Linked DNA regions of Homo sapiens: region 2 is linked to region 1. A link is an interaction called in ENCODE POLR2A ChIA-PET data of the cell type or tissue named here. Cell type or tissue: A673. All regions are shown on one strand. Each heading gives the region's core, and the rest is flanking DNA. Links, peaks and the distances in the headings are about the cores only. Region 1 overlaps BBS1 (Bardet-Biedl syndrome 1). Region 2 overlaps RIN1 (Ras and Rab interactor 1).

Region 1 (4,000 bases), core at 1-4,000:
GAGGCAGGAGAATGGCGTGAACCTGGGAGGTGGAGCTTGCAGTGAGCCGAGATCGCACCACTGCACTCCAGCCTGGGTGACAGAGCGAGACTCCATCTCAAAAAAAAAAAAAAAGCCGGGTGTGATGGCACACCTGTAATCCCAGCTACTTGGGAGGCTGAGGCAGAAGAATCACTTGAACCTGGGAGGCAAAGGTTGCAGTGAACTGAGATCGCGCCACTGCACTCCAGCCTGGGCCACAGAGCAAGACTCTGTCTCAAAACAAAAAAACAAAACAACAAAAATAAATAAATAATTACAAATACAAATAGAAAAATTAGCCAAGCATGGTGGTGCATGCCTATAATCGCATCTACTGGGAAGGCCGAGGCAGAATCACTTGAACCCAGGAGGCAGAGGTTGCAGTGAGCTGGAGATCACACCACTGCACTCCAGCCTGGGCAATGAAGTGAGACTCCATCTCAAAAAAAAAGTATGTCACAAGTGAAACTGTGTATGTGTGTGTAAATTGTCCTGTGTCACAGTATAAAATTTGCAAACAACTGGCTTGGGCCATAGGTGCTGGGAGGGCCGGTGGTATGCTCGTTGAAAGAAGGGTAAAGAGGAGAGAACTGACAGAAAAGGCGGGTTGGAGTCAAATGTGGAAGGCCTTCAGTGTCCTAAGAAAGAGAACAAAAGCCATTGGAGGTTTTCTATCAGAGACCAGACATATTTGTGTTTTTGAAAGGTAGCAAAGGCAGCATTGTGAAGGGCAGACTGGGGAGAAAGACCCGAAAGACGAGTCTGGGAGATCTATTAGGAGGTTGACCCCAAAAGTGAGGGCCAGTGATATTTGGTCTGGAACTGAGGTAGTGAGATTGGAGGGGAGATGAGAAATATAGGAAATATTTCAGAGGCAGCGATTCCCCAGGCCTGTCTCTATCACTTCTCACCTATTATATCTGGGGCCTCCCCTACCCATCCCCTGTCTTGCTTTCCTCTCCAAGATATTTCCCCAACTAAACTCTGACGTCTCCACATAGGATGCAGTGACCAGCCTTTGCTTTGGCCGGTACGGGCGGGAGGACAACACCCTCATCATGACCACTCGAGGTGAGTGGAGTCAGACCTGGCAAGGGCTTTGAAGTCGGGAGTGAAGGGACAGGCCTGCTTCTGGGGAAAGAGGAGGAGGTGGAAATGAAGCATGGGTGGACCTGGGTGTGGAAAGTAAGGCCTACAGAAGTGTCCTTCTGGAGCTAGGCCTCCACTGGGACAGCCCAAGGGCTGGGTCCTGGGCTGGATTCGATCTTTCTAGTTCACCCAGCATCCCCAGTGCCTGCCACGATGCCAGGAACATCACAGTACTCCACAAATAACTGCTAAGTGGATTAATGAATTAATGATGAGAGACTATTAAGATGCACTTTGTTACTTCCAGAAACAGTCTCGTCTGGAAGACGGATGTGTACAGAAGCAACTCTATAGGAGGCAGATTGTTTGGGGAAGAAAGAATGGGAATGTGGGTAGAACTGGGGAGGACAAATCCATTTCCACTGTCCACTTCCCTAGGTGGTGGCCTGATCATCAAGATCCTGAAGCGTACAGCAGTGTTTGTAGAGGGAGGAAGTGAGGTGGGTCCCCCACCAGCCCAGGCCATGAAACTCAATGTGCCCCGAAAGACCCGGCTTTACGTGGATCAGACACTGCGAGAGCGGGAGGCTGGCACCGGTGAGCCTCAGACTGGGTCCTTTCCCTTCTTCCTCCTCCACTGCTCCTACACAGCAAAGCTGGGGGAATGCTGCCCAGCCTCCCTGTGCACTGGGAGGAGATCTCGGCCAACTAGGTAGGTCACTCACCTCTGCAAATCCAGGGACAGCCTAGGAGGTACACGTTGCCTGCAAATCACTGTTCCTCAGGCTGGAAGGTGCTGTGGGTGACAGCAAGAGCCCTTAGAATTCAGGGAAGGGAGCAGTCACTTCCAAACGCAGGAATTCTCATGAGGAAAGTAGAATTTTGACTGGGCATGGTGGCTCACGCCTGTAATCCCAACACTTTGGCAGAGGTGGGAGGACAGCATGAGCCCAGGAGTTCAAGACCTACCTGGGTAACATAATGATACTTCTTTCTCAAAAAAAAAAAAAGAGAGAGAGAGAAAGAGAAAAGTAGAATTTGACCAGTGTCATCTTGTCCAGTTTTTCCTGCCCGTTTATTTGTTCATTCATTCATCGTTCGTTCATTCATTCATTCAGTACCTATGATTACACCAGGCCTTGTGCCAGGTGCCTTTAATTAGAATAGTCCCTACCTTGGGCCAGGTGCAGTGGCTCACGCCTGTAATCCCACCACTTTGGGAGGCGGAGATGGGCAGATCATGAGGTCAGGAGTTCAAGACCAGCCTGGCCAATATGGTGAAACCCTGTCTCTACTAAAAATACAAACATTAGCCAGGCGTGTTGGCATGCACCTGTAGTCCCAGCTACTTGGGAGGCTGAGGCAGAAGAATCGCTTAAACCCAGGAGGCGGAGGTTGCAGTGAGCCAAGATCATGCCACTGCACTCCAGCCTTGGTGACAGAGCGAGACTCCGTCTCAAAAAAAAAAAAAAAAAAAAAAAGAATAAATAATAGTCCCTACCTTAGGAACTCAGTCTACCTGGGGCCAACTTCATGATCATGTGTAGAAGGGGTTTCTGCAAAGAGCTTTTGGAGCACACAGAGGGAGTAAGGACTTCTGCCTGGGAAGCTTGGGAAAGGCTTCAGAGCGAGGTGACTTTGGGCTTCACCCTAAAAGATGATAGCCAGACCCCCAGACAGGGCAGGGCAGGGTAATATAGGCAGAGGCACAGGGTGTTGACCTGGATTCAAGAAAGCAGGCCCGGTTCGGTGGCTCATGCCTATAATCCCAGCTCTTTGGGAGGCCGAGGCAGGCAGATCACCTGAGGTCAGGAGTTCGTGACCAGCCTGGCCAACATGGTGAAACCCCCTTGCTACTAAAAATACAAAATTAGCTGGGCATGGTGGCACACGCCTGTAATCTCCTTAGGCAGGAGAATCACTTGAACCTAGGAGGCAAAGGTTGCAGTGAACCAAGATCACGCCACTGCACTCCAGCCTGGGTGACAAGAGCCAGACTCCGTCTCAAAGAAAAAGAAAATGTACAAAGTCTAATAAAGTTGTAAAACTATCTTCAAGAACAGAAAAGACCACCTTCAAGAATGCTTAAGTGGAGAGAGTTACCAAGTTGCAGGATGGGAAGACCTAATGCTGTAAAGCTTGAAGTTGCAGTTAAAATCCCAGTGGGGTTTGTTTTAAGGACCTGGCCAGTTGATTCAAAGAGTAAACCTAAGAAGATTGGGGAAAATAAGAATGAGGGGACTTACCCTATCAGGTAGCAAAATGAACTCAAGCTGTGGGAATCAGAAGCTGTGGTGTGGATGCAGAAATAGAATGGAGATCAGGGCAGGATTAGGAAGTCCAGAAACTGACCCTGAACATGTGGAAAGTCAGAGTGTGTGAAAGGTGTCATTTTGAATTGGCAGGGAGATGTGAGACTGTCCAAAAACACACAATCAGGACAACTTGCTTCTAGAAAAGAAAATTAGACCTTTTCGGCCAGGTGCGGTGGCTCACACCTGTAATCCCAGCACTTTGGGAGGCCGAGGTGGGCAGATCACCTGAGGTCAGGAGTTCGAGACCAGCCTGACCAACATGGTGAAACCCCGTCTCTACTAAATACAAAAAATTAGCCAGGCTTGGCGGCGCGTGCCTGTAATTCCAGCTACTCGGGAGGCTGAGGCAGGAGAATCGATTGAACCCGGGAGGCAGAGGTTGCAGTGAGCTGAGATCACGCCATTGCACTCCAGCCTGGGTAACAAGAGTGAAACTCTGTCTCAAAAAAAAAAAAAAAAAAAAAGGAAGAAAATCAGACCTTTTCTTCATACCAGCCACAAAAATTAATTCTGGATAGATTAAAAATAAATTGTAAAAGTACTAGAGAAAAAGCACATAAAATGTGAAACTCTTG
Region 2 (11,021 bases), core at 4,637-8,636, 200 kb before region 1:
TATCCCCAAGCCTAGAAAGCTCCTGACTCATTCACGATGCCTCGTGAATGAGCTTCAAAGAAGTGATGAACCTGGCTCAGGGAGATGCAGTGGGGAGCTGGGATTCTTCCTGCAGCCAAAGCTCACTTGTCCCCAACACTCACTGGCCTTCCACATGAAGTCAGACCACCTCTGGCAATCGGCAGGCCTTTTTGCAGATGGGGAAACTGAGGTACAAGGAGTTTCAAAGAGTGTCGGTGGCAGGAATGGGACTAGAGCCAAGGTCTCCTTATTCTTATTCCAGTTCTCTTTTTGCTGTAGCACCCTCAGGCATCATTTGAGCAAAGTTCTGAGAGTTAGGCCTCAAGTCAAAAACCAAAGACAGGGCAGGGCACAGTGGCTCACGCCTGTAATCCCAGCACTTTGGGAGGCCAAGGTGGGCCGATCACATGAGGCCCGGAGTTCGAGACCAGCCTGGCCAATATGGTGGAACCTCGTCTCTATTAAAAATACAAAAATTAGCCCGGCGTGTTGGCGGGTACCTGTGGTCCCAGCTACTCGGGAGACTGAAGCACAAGAATCGCTTGAACCTGGAGGCGGAGGCTGCAGTGAGCCGAGATCACCCCCTGCAGTCCAGCCTGGGTAACAGAGACTCCATCTCGAAAAAACAAAAACAAGATGGGAGGAAGGCATACCAGGAAGAAGGCACAGCCTGGGCAAGACTACTGAGGTGGCAGAGCTCAAGATGGGTTTGGAGAATACAAAGGACTCCACCAGGCTGAAGTGAGGGACATTGTTAGGGACAGTAAGGAGTGGAGAAAAGGAGTAGGGGCCTGTCTTGAAAGGTGTTGAAGTTGTCCCTAAAAGTCCGGGGCTCCCTTCTGGAGGCCATGGGGAAGAGAGGCATGATGAGAGATCTCTGTGGCTTGTGTGTGGTGGGTGGAGGGGGCTTGGAGGCCAGGGACCAGTTAGGAGGCTGTTGCAATAGTCTGGGAAAGGGGAGGGAGCTGGCTGGAGAGCCCGGCGGCAGGGCGGGCCGGGCTGGGGGAGGCAGCCTCCAGAGGCTCCTTAGGGGCAGTCCTGAGCCTGGTCCAAGGGTGTGGTGAGCCCAGTCATGAGTCGGGCAATGGCCAGTACTAGGGCGTCTAAGGGGACGGATGGCTGCAGGCCGTCTGACAAGTGGGTGGATGGGATCAGAGGTCAGGAGTCCAGCCTCTGTGGGGGTGAGGGGTTGGGGGGCAAGCAGGCAAAGCAGGAGAAGAAAGGTCAAAGGCCAAATTCCAGATGTCTTGGCTGGGCCTACTTGCAAGTGGAAGGAGGCCTGAGCCAGCATGAGGGATGGAGAAGGCAGGAAGGGGCACCTCTGGCCTCTGTGAGGCTAAGCGTCTGGTGGATTGGGAATGAGACTTGGAGAGGTATCTGGTTGCTCAGTTCGGGAGGGTGCCCAGCACTCAGCAGCCTCCCCAAGGTTGTGTGAGGTAAGGTTGAGGCTGCCCAAGAACTGTTTTATCTAGTGAGGCTGGAGGATGTAGCGGGCATAGCATCAGGGATCTGGGTTTAAGGGGCTGGAGAGGGGTTGGTTGGGGTCTTGTTCTTCCTGCTAGTCTTTCAGCCTAGCAGAGAGAAGATGCTAATTGATACAATAAATGCTTGGAGGATGGGTGGGTGGATATATGGATGGATGGATGCATGGATGGATGGAGGCATGCATGAGTGGATGGACTGATGGACGGATGGATGAATGCATGCATGGATAATGAATGAGTGGGGTGGCTGGCTGGGTGGATACATGGATGTTGATCTGGGGTGGGTGTGTGGGTGGATGGATGCATGGATGGGTGAATGCATGGGTGTGTGGGTGGGTGGATACATGAGTAGATGGGTAGATGGATGAATGCATGTATGCACAGATGTATGAGTGGGTAGAAGGATGCTTGGGCAGAAGATGGATGGATGGGTGGATGGATGGATGGATAGATGTATGCATGCATAGGGCTGTATGTGGCTGGACAGATGCATGGGTGGGTGGCTGGACAGATGCATGGGTGGGTGGATGAGTGGGCAGAGGCATGCATAGATGATGCATGGGTGCGTGGTGGGTAGATGCATGAGTAGATGGGCAAATGGATGGATGCATGGGTGGGTGGGTGGATGGATGCATGCATGCATGTATGAAGGCATGGGTGGGTGGATGCATGGGTGGATAGATGGATGGATGCATGGGTGGGAGAGTGAATAGATGGATGGATGCATGGATGCATGGGTGGGTGGGAGGATGTTTACGTGGAGAATAGGTGGATGGGTGGTTGGGTGGACGGGAGGCTAAATGGAAGGATGTAGAAATGAGTAAGTGGATGGATGGATAGATGGGTAGGTGGGCAGGTGTGTGGATGAGAAGATTTTGAGATGCATGTTTGGATATAGGGCCACAGGCAGAAGTGGGAGGTCCTGAGTCATAACTAGCAGCCACCATGATGAATGACATGCTCAGAACAGAACTCCGCGGCTCTGCAGAAGTGCAGCCCAGGACAGGACAACTTAGACTACCACTGGCAGGGATCAGGTGTGATGCTTCTCGTGGTACCAAACAGCCTGTTTTCTGCTGGGTTCTGAGGCCAACATGTCTCCCTGGCTGAGGGTAGGGACGATGTACCTTCCAAGCTCAGGAGGCCAGGCTCAGCTCACATCAGGGGTCAGGAGGCTGGGGTTCCCTGCTCTGATCATGGCCCATATGAGGGGAGCTCATCTGAAGAACAGCATGAACACAGAGGCCCATGGCCTGAGAAGGAGCCTTGTCTTGCAGCTACTGGGACAGGCAAGAAGCAGATGGTGGTTTTGGATGCCATGTGTGGGCCTGTGGGGGTGAGGGTGAGGGCGGCCTGAAGAAGGGCTGGCCCAGAGAGGGCCCAGTGGAACAGCCAGGGTGGGGTATCGAGTGTGATTAGGGGACGCCCCCCAGGCAGGCGTCCTGGACGGCCTTGGCACGCCAGGCCGCTGAGCCAGCACATTGCTTTGTGTACAAATCACCTCCTTTTCTCCTTTTCTTCTGTTCCCATCCCCCACCTCCCTCCACGCCTAAATTCTTCCCAAACCACCCCAGCCTTCGGACTGTCAGGAGGAAGCTTTGATGTGTGGTGGGTGGGAGGCCACTGGTCTTGGGTGGGCGCTGGGGGGTCCCTGCCACCCAAGTCCAGGCATCTACCCCAGGCAGGAGTTGGGGAGGGAAGGGAGCGACTGCAGCCTCCTGCTCCTCCCCCCCAACCTGTGTGCTTCTGGATGGGAGATCCCTGCCGGAAGGGGAGGCAGTGGTGCTGGGGAGTGGGCCGGGTGGGAGGAATAGGCTTGGGGAAGGGGGACCCAGGAAAAGTGTGGTCCAGACCAGGCCTAGCCCCTGAGGGTAAAGGATCTTGCCGACCGAAGGGGGCTGAGGGTTGGGGGTGTATTTACCATGGTGAGAGGCCATGTTCGTGTTCCTGGATGCTTGCATGTGTGCATGTGTGTGTGCACGTGCATGTGTGTGTGCATGTGTGTGTGCGTGTGCATGTGTGTGCTTGCAAAGGCCTGGGACTGCTGTGAGTGTACAGCTGGGTGATGTGCGTGTGTCCCCGCGAGTCCACACCTGTGCCCACAGCTGTGAGGGAGCAGCATATGGCTGCCCCCAGATTGTCCAACCTGGGCCCAGCTGGGACCCCACTTCCCTCTCGTGGCAGAAGCCTGACCTGAACATCTGGCCCCATCTGCCCACAAGAAAGGGAGTCCCAGAGCACGTGTCAGAGCTAGAAGGGCCCAGGCCTCCTGCCCCAGTGTAGGAGCAGCCCTTCTCAGGGTCACAGGTTCCTCACCTGTGCAAGGGGTGCCTGTGGAGTGGACACTGTGGTCCCCGTGGTGTCTGCCAGAGGCCTACCACCCAGGGCAACCAACTCGTCCAGGTTTGCTGACCACTTTCTTGGTTTCAGCACTGAAAGTCCCATGTCCTGGGACACCCTCAACACCCCTGCCAATCCCAGGAAATCGAGATGGCTGGTCCCACTTGCCAGGGACACTTCTCTTTCCACCACATCCTTCCCCCTGCTACCCCTGTCCCTGCCTCCCCCCACCCCATCTCTGGAACCTTCTCTGAAGGTTCTTACTTTCCCCTTTGCTTCCTGTCTTGTGCCCTCTTCCTCCTGCCCCTTACTGTCCCCAGGGTCTCACTCCGTCTCTCTCTGGCTGCAGGGGTCTCTTTCTCTCTGCTCCCCTCTCTTCCCTCTCTGTCTCTGGAGTCTCTGTCTCTCTCCTCTCCTGCCCTCAGGATCGTCCCCTGCTTGGTTTCTGGGGTCTGTCTCTCCATTCTCTGCTCACTTTGGTCTCCCCCTCCACCACCGGTGTCTCCCTGTCTCTGTCTCAGGGTCTCTGGCTCGCCACCTTCCCTGGGTGGTCCAGACCTCCCTCTTGTCTGCTGGCACCACACTCCCACGGGGCTGGCTGGGGTGGAAGCCAGGTCTGGGGGCTGTGACCAGGCCGGGAAGGGGAACCCAAGCAGACATGGTATTTATGTTAGGACTTCAAAGTGGGGCAGAGGCCGCAGTGGGGGTGGAGGGGTGGAGGGCGGAGGGTGGAGGGAGGGAGGGAGGTGCTAGCAGAAGCCAGACTAAGGTCAGCACCGGCCCCTCCCAGCTGAGGGTCTCCTTGGTGACACACACCTCCCTGTGGGACCCTGAGACTCGGCGTAGGGACAGAATGGACTATTTTTGTGCAGAGTTCCAAGAAAGGCACTTCCTGCACCCCCGCCCTGCCCCCAGCCCCATCCTTTCTTCCTGTCACCCTGCAGCTGGGTCTGGGCGCTGCAGGCCCCACCTCCTCTGAGCATCAGCCTGGCCTGGGAGACAGGGGTTCTGAGGGTGGCAGAAGCACAGGGCTCGATCTCAGCAGGAAAACATCCCTGGCATGGGGACAGCCCGTGCGTTCCCGGCTCTCTGGCAGAGGCCTCGCCTGGCAGGGCTGTGCGGGGCTGTAACCCAGTTGGCCCCAACCCAGCCAGGCGGACCCAGCCCTTTGGGGCCTCTGAGCTGTCAGCCTGAGGGCCTGAGGGGCCAAAATGGGCCAAGAGGGTCACCACACCCCTGCCCCCACCCTTGGCCTAACCCCTGCTAAAGACACCCAGCTGCTAGGACCTGGAAGGCGTGGGGTCAGGGGCCCTGGCCCTGGGTGGGGTGGGTGGGAAGGGCCGATTGTCTCATCCTGCGGCTCAGCTGAGCCCCGAGCCCCTCCCAGGGGCTGCGTCCAGCAGGCACCCTTCAGGCTGGGCCACCCCCTCAGGAAGTCCTCTGCCCCCAGACTCAAGGCTCGCTCTGGACCCAGGACCCTCTGGTCCAAAGCCCATTCAGGCCCCAAATGCCCCAGCCCCTGGGCCAGTGTCTCCTCCAGGGTCCTCCCCAGGCTCTTCCTGTGAATCACTCAGGCTGGAATCTGATGAGCTCAGGCCTCCCCACCCAGCGTTGCCTGCCTCTGCCTCCTGCCTGGCTAGTGGGGTCACCACACCCCTCATGGGGGTCTTTTCCAGCAACCCACATCTCCCACCAGGGTCTAGCATGGGCTGGGGTGGGTGAGTGGTGGTGGGACAGGACAGGGCTGGAGTGAGGAGACTCGGGAGAGGGCTTGGACCGCTTCTGTGTGCTCCAAAGTATAAAAGTCTGTGTGTGTCTGTGTGTGTGTGTCTGTGTGTCTATGTGTGTGTGTGTCTGTCTTTGTGTGTCTGTGTGTCTGTGTGTGTGTCTCTGTGTGTCTATGTGTGTCTGTGTGTGTGTGTCTCTGTGTGTCTGTGTGTGTATGTCTCTGTGAGTTTCTGTGTGTGTCTTTGTGAGTGTGTCTCTGTGTGTGTTTGCACTTCAAATGCTTGGAGAGTGGGAAGGGGCAGCCGTGTGCTGTGTCTCGGGAGAGTGTGCGCCGTTGCGTCTGAGTGGGGGATGGAGTGTGCCGGTGGCAGTTCTGCACAGGTAGGTCTAGTGCATCATGGGATCCCAGTGTAGGTGGTCACCATGTGTCTCTGTGTCAGCCTGTCCCCATGTGTGTGTCCAGGAGTCACACTCTGAACCCAAGAACAAGGGTGCTGAAATATTTCAGTGTTTGCAGATCCAGGGATGTCTGAGTGGGTGGCTGGTCTGTGTCAGGGTGTGTCTGGGAGGAGGGGCGCCAGTGTGTCCCTGCACCCCATCCCGCAGGAGTGAATGGCTGACAGTGTCAGGGTGTGCCTGTTAACCCTGGGGGTGCCCCAGGGTTGTTGCACGTGCCCGTGGCTGGCAGGATGTGCACCCTGTGTGGGAATGTGGGTCAGACAGTGTCACTGTGTGTTAATTGTGGGTGTGAACATGGGTTGCAAGGCCATGGCAGGGTGCTAGATGCTCTGTGTTGAAGGTGTGGCAGGGTAGGGTGGGTCTCAATGACTGCCTTCTGCTGCAACCCTTTCAGGCCACCAGTAGGCCCCTGGTTCCTAGAGCACACTGGCCCACAGAACCAGGGATATGCAGCCCTTCCCTCACCCCCCATTCGCAGGGTCCCAGGGACCCACCACTGGGTGCTTTCCTCCTAGCAGCAGGCTGGGAGCACTGAGTCCCCTGGGTCCTCCGCCTCAGCAGAGGGGACCCTGCACGTGGCCAGGAATGAGGTGCGCTCTGCCCCCTGGTGGCAGCAATGAAGGATGCGCCACCCTGCAACCCAGGAAAGCGGAGGGACAGTTTAGGCTGCGTCTTTCCGAATCAGTCATTCCACATAGATTCACAAGTGCCAGTTCCGGCCCGGCCATTGTTCAAGGCCCTTGAGATTTAACTGCGAACAAGGTGGGGGTGGCTCTGGCATTCTAGTGAGGGAAACAGACAATAAACTTGCATACAGAACCACCGTGACTTTAGGAGTGATAAGGTCAATGCTTCCAAGTAAGGAAATGACCCGACTGCTCTTTCATAGATCCAAACGTCAGAGTTCCAGTCTTGCCCTGCAGCAGCGGACGCTGGGCCAGGCATGTCACCTCTTGGAGCCTTGGCTTCTTTTTCCATAAGGACAAAGGCTGGGGAAGGGGTGGCATGGAATCCCTAGGACACAGTGAGCTTTCAGTTACCACCCAGATCACGCCATGCAAATGGAGAGATGTGACCTATTTCCCTTTGGCTGGAGCTGGGGGCGCTTGGTGCTTGGTCTATAACAGACACTTCTGTTGTTGTTGTTGTTGTTTGATTTTTTTTTTTGGAGTCTTGCTCTGTCGCCCAGGCTGGAATGCAGTGGTGTGATCTCAGCTCACTGCAACCTCCACCTCCCAGGTTCAAGCAATTCTCCAGTCTCAGCCTCCCAAGTAGCTGGAACTACAGGCGTGAGCCACCTTGCCCAGCTAACTTCTATATTTTTAGTAGAGATGGGGTTTCACCATGTTGGCTAGGCTGGTCTTGAACTCCTGACCTCAGGTGATCTGCCTACCTCGGCCTCCCAGAGTGCTAGGATTACAGGCCTGAGCCACCTTGCCCGGCCTATAACAGATGTTTGATAGATGTGCTGAGTGGACATATAAATCAGCCCCTCTGCTTTGAAGGACTACAGAACCTGGTGTCTGAGCCCTTTGTCCTGTAACAAGGCACTTTCCCTGAGCAAGTCTGAGTTTTCTCATCTGTAAAATGGGGCTAGTGAGACTGGTCTTACACTGGCCTATCATTGTCTGCCTTGCCTGGAGGCTCTGCCCCAGGATCATAATCTTGTTGATGCTGATTTGGCCTGGACCCCTGACCAATCAGTTTCTTTTTTGTTTTCTTTTCATTTCTTTTTTTTTTTTGAGATGGAGTCTTGCTCTGTTGCCCAGGGTGGAGTGCAGTGGTGTGATCTCGGGTCACTGCAACCTCTGCCTCCCGGGTTCAAGTGATTCTCTTGCCTCAGCCTCCCCAGTAGCTGGGACTACAGGTGTGTGCCACGACGCCTGGCTAATTTTTGTATTTTTAGTAGAGACGGGGTTTCACCATGCTGGCCAGGCTGGTCTTGAACTCCTGACCTCAGGTGATCCACCGGCCTCGGCCTCCCAAAGTGTTGGGATTACAGGCGTGAGCCACCAGGCCCAGCCCAGAGTTTCTTGAGAAGAAAAACCACAAGACCCAGGCAGCAGCTCCCTGTGGTGCCCCATCACTGGGGAGGGCAGGGAGGGGGTCAGGTCATGCTGAGCCTGGCAAGGGTGGGAAGGGCTTGTAGAGGCCCCAGAGCCTCATTCCCATGAGGCCAGTTGTACATCCGGCCCCTGGGATCCTCCGAGCACCCTCTACAAACATTCCAGGTCCTTCCTCTGGGACTGAGCTTGACACATCCCGTGTTTGATTCCCAGAACCGAGTCCTCCCTTATACTCCCCAGGTTTCTGCCTCACTGTCCCTCACTCCTGGTTATCAAACTCCAATCAGTGAACAACATTTATTGAACACCTATGGCATTTGTGCTCAGCATTGGACTGTGTGAGGCACTAGGGGTGAGTGGTGAAACAGGGAGGGGAATAGAAGAGCCAACGGGACACTTCCTATCAGCGAGAACCTTGGGAGGGCGTGGAAGTGGGGAGGGAAGAGCTGCTGGTGGCCTAGTGACAAAAAAAATGGGAGCCGTGCAACTGGGCTGTATCTGGACTGCTCATCTGAAAGTCAATGTCTGGCTGGGTGTGGTAGCTCACGCCTGTAATCCCAGTACTTTGGGAGGCCAAGGCGGGCGGATCACCTGAGGTCGGGAGTTTGAGACCAGCCTGGCCAACATGGGGAAACCCCGTCTCTACTAGTAACACAAAAATTAGCCAGGTGTGGTGGTGCACACCTGTAGTCCCAGCTACTCGGGAGGCTGAGGCAGGAGAATCACTTGAACTGGGAGGCGAAGGTTGCTGTGAGCCGAGATGGCACCACTGCACTTTAGCCAGAGCGACAGAGCAAAACTCCATCTCAAACAAACAAACAAACAAAAAAACCCAAAAAGCCAATGTCCACGATTTCTACCTCCCAGTTGTCATGTCTGACATTTGGGCTGACGTCCCCTCTGTGCTCAGTGCCCGAGGAGAGAGCCTCTGGGGTCATCCTCCATAAGGGGACAATTCCTTCCTTCCTGGGGATGGCCCCCAAGAGGCTGGCCTTACCCAGACCCCAGAATCTAAGGGACCTGGGGGCCAGTGGCCTTGGCCCCTGCGCTGTCCCCAGGTTGCCTGATGCTGCTGGACTGCAAGGCCCGGGACCCCCTCTGCTGCTGCAGCCTTGGAGGCGCCCTCACCCCTGGGTGGTCACCCTCTCGGCAGATTCCCGGGCCGTGCACACCCCCTCGTGGTTGGTGGTCGGCACTTTTCCTTGTTTGGATTTGCTGCCTGCTCTGGGCTTCCTTGGGGGCTGCCCCGGCCTTTGTGGGTGGCTTAGAATGGAGGGTGGAGTTGGAACCTGATGCCCTGGTTTGGGCGGGGGAACCCTTAAGGACTTGCTATATGACATCCTGGGAGTCACTTTCCTGACCCTCAGTGGGCCCAACAAGTCATGGCCAAGTAAAGCTTTTGTGAGGGCCAAGAGTTTAGTGCAGAGAGCATGGTTTCTGAGCCCCCTCTCCATTCTGGAAGCTTATCTGCCAGCTGGTGGATCTCCCCAGAGATGCTGGAGGGCCTGGGAGGACTCCAAATCTTGGGGAGAGACTGTAACTTGGGTACTTTCTCCCCAGGGCCTGATTTCCAGGGGAATAACCTCCCTGAACTGGGCATCAGCAGGTGGGAGCCCTGTCTGGCAGAGAGCGGACTCCGGGAGAGAGTTAGCAGCCCAGCTCTCTCCCTCCCTTTCTGCCATGAGCTCTGCTTGTAGCAAAATCACCCATTTTGATCACTGGGACACTTCTGGGAGCCGAGCAGGGCAGCAATAGTGTCCCCACTTTACAGATGAGAGTACTGAGGCTTGCAGGTGCAGGTCCTTCTGGTGTCCAGGACAGGGGTGGGCCCCAAGCCTTTGCTGCTGTTCTGTGGCCTCTCTAAATCCTCCTGACACCTAAGAGCCATTGGAACCTTTTAGGGTCTGGAAGTCCCAGCCTGGTGGGAGATACTTGGGTGGAGCCCTGCCTCAGCCATGCCCATGAGGGGAAGGGTAAAAGGAGCTGAGACCGTCACCCTCCCCACGTCAGAGGTTGGGCATCTGTCGGATTCGCCCCCACTTGGCACACCCTCATTGCAGGCTGGCTCACCCTCAGCTGGGGGAGAAGAACAAGAGGCAAGGGGCCTTGGGCACACAGTCTGGGGGCCCCCGAAGCCCCCTCATCTTTATTCCAGTTCCTCAGATGTGGCAGTTCCCCCAGCTTCCCTGGAAACAAGTATCAGACAAAGGTGGTGGCAGACACAGGACAGGGCCCTGGGTGGGGCTTGCTGGCGCTAAAAGGATTTCTCAGCAGGCTCAGGGTCTCCCGCCCCGAATGACCCTTCTGGCCACTTCAAGCTACTCCTCTGCTGCCCGGCTTCCCTCTGCCTCTGGTTCCCCTGGCTGAGCAGGGCCTTCCTGGGCTTGACCCTGGCCCCCTTCAGCAGTTGTCTCAGACTGTTCCCGAATGTCCCTGGGGCTGGCTTTGACCCCAGCATCCCCATCTCCCTGGCACCCTTGCTCCTCCCCTCTGCTTCTTGCCTCTGACTGCCCACTGCCCTCCTCCTCTGTCACAGCCCCCTGGGTCTCAGGCCACTCCGCCCGGCGGTAGACGAGGTAGCCAGTGGTGGGCAGCCTGTGGGCCAGGGCCCCAGGGGGCAGGCGGTGGTAGCCCTGCTCCTTGTACAGGAAGAGGCCAAAAGTGTTGGGCTGGGTCACTCGGAACTTGGTGGCACAGAGCTGGTTCAGGGTGGCAATCGAGGCTTCTGGGGGCACGGCCAGGGTCTTGGAGGTGCAGCCACTGCTGGGATCCTGATAGGCTACTCGGAGGAGGTGCTATGCAGGAGGAGAAGCAAAAACAAGTACTCAGCCCCGGCTGGCATGCATCTGGCTCCAAAGCTGAGACATCAGCTTTCTGGGCTGTGCAGGGACAGGGTGGGTAGGTGGAGATCCAGTGGGAGAAC

Evidence for each region. ChIA-PET counts read pairs that join two places held together with the same protein. Peaks named below come from ENCODE experiments on the same cell type or tissue, not always from the same donor. Only the 100,000 strongest peaks of a DNase experiment are listed, where the experiment ranks them.
Region 2: POLR2A ChIA-PET joins it to region 1 with 9 read pairs; 2 of 35 experiments call an interaction of 5 or more read pairs at or near these places.

Annotation. Positions count from the first base shown.
Region 1 is chr11:66,525,101-66,529,100 of GRCh38, forward strand. BBS1 (Bardet-Biedl syndrome 1) reads left to right here. Exons shown (of 17, transcript NM_024649.5): 12 at 1,023-1,092; 13 at 1,549-1,707. It also overlaps a transcript of ZDHHC24 not described here. Among named protein-coding and RNA genes, the nearest start is that of BBS1, 16 kb to the left of the region's middle. In A673, for the core only: no CTCF peak of the experiment used is centred there; no DNase peak of the experiment used is centred there.
Region 2 is chr11:66,321,860-66,332,880 of GRCh38, forward strand. It overlaps RIN1 (Ras and Rab interactor 1), which reads right to left. Exons shown (of 10, transcript NM_004292.3): 10 at 8,382-10,893. The coding sequence ends at 10,417. Among named protein-coding and RNA genes, the nearest start is that of RIN1, 9.1 kb to the right of the region's middle. RefSeq lists an enhancer at 4,438-5,187. In A673, for the core only: a CTCF peak has its summit at 6,657 (motif pointing left); a DNase peak (open chromatin) is centred at 6,652; H3K27ac peaks cover 2,339 bases.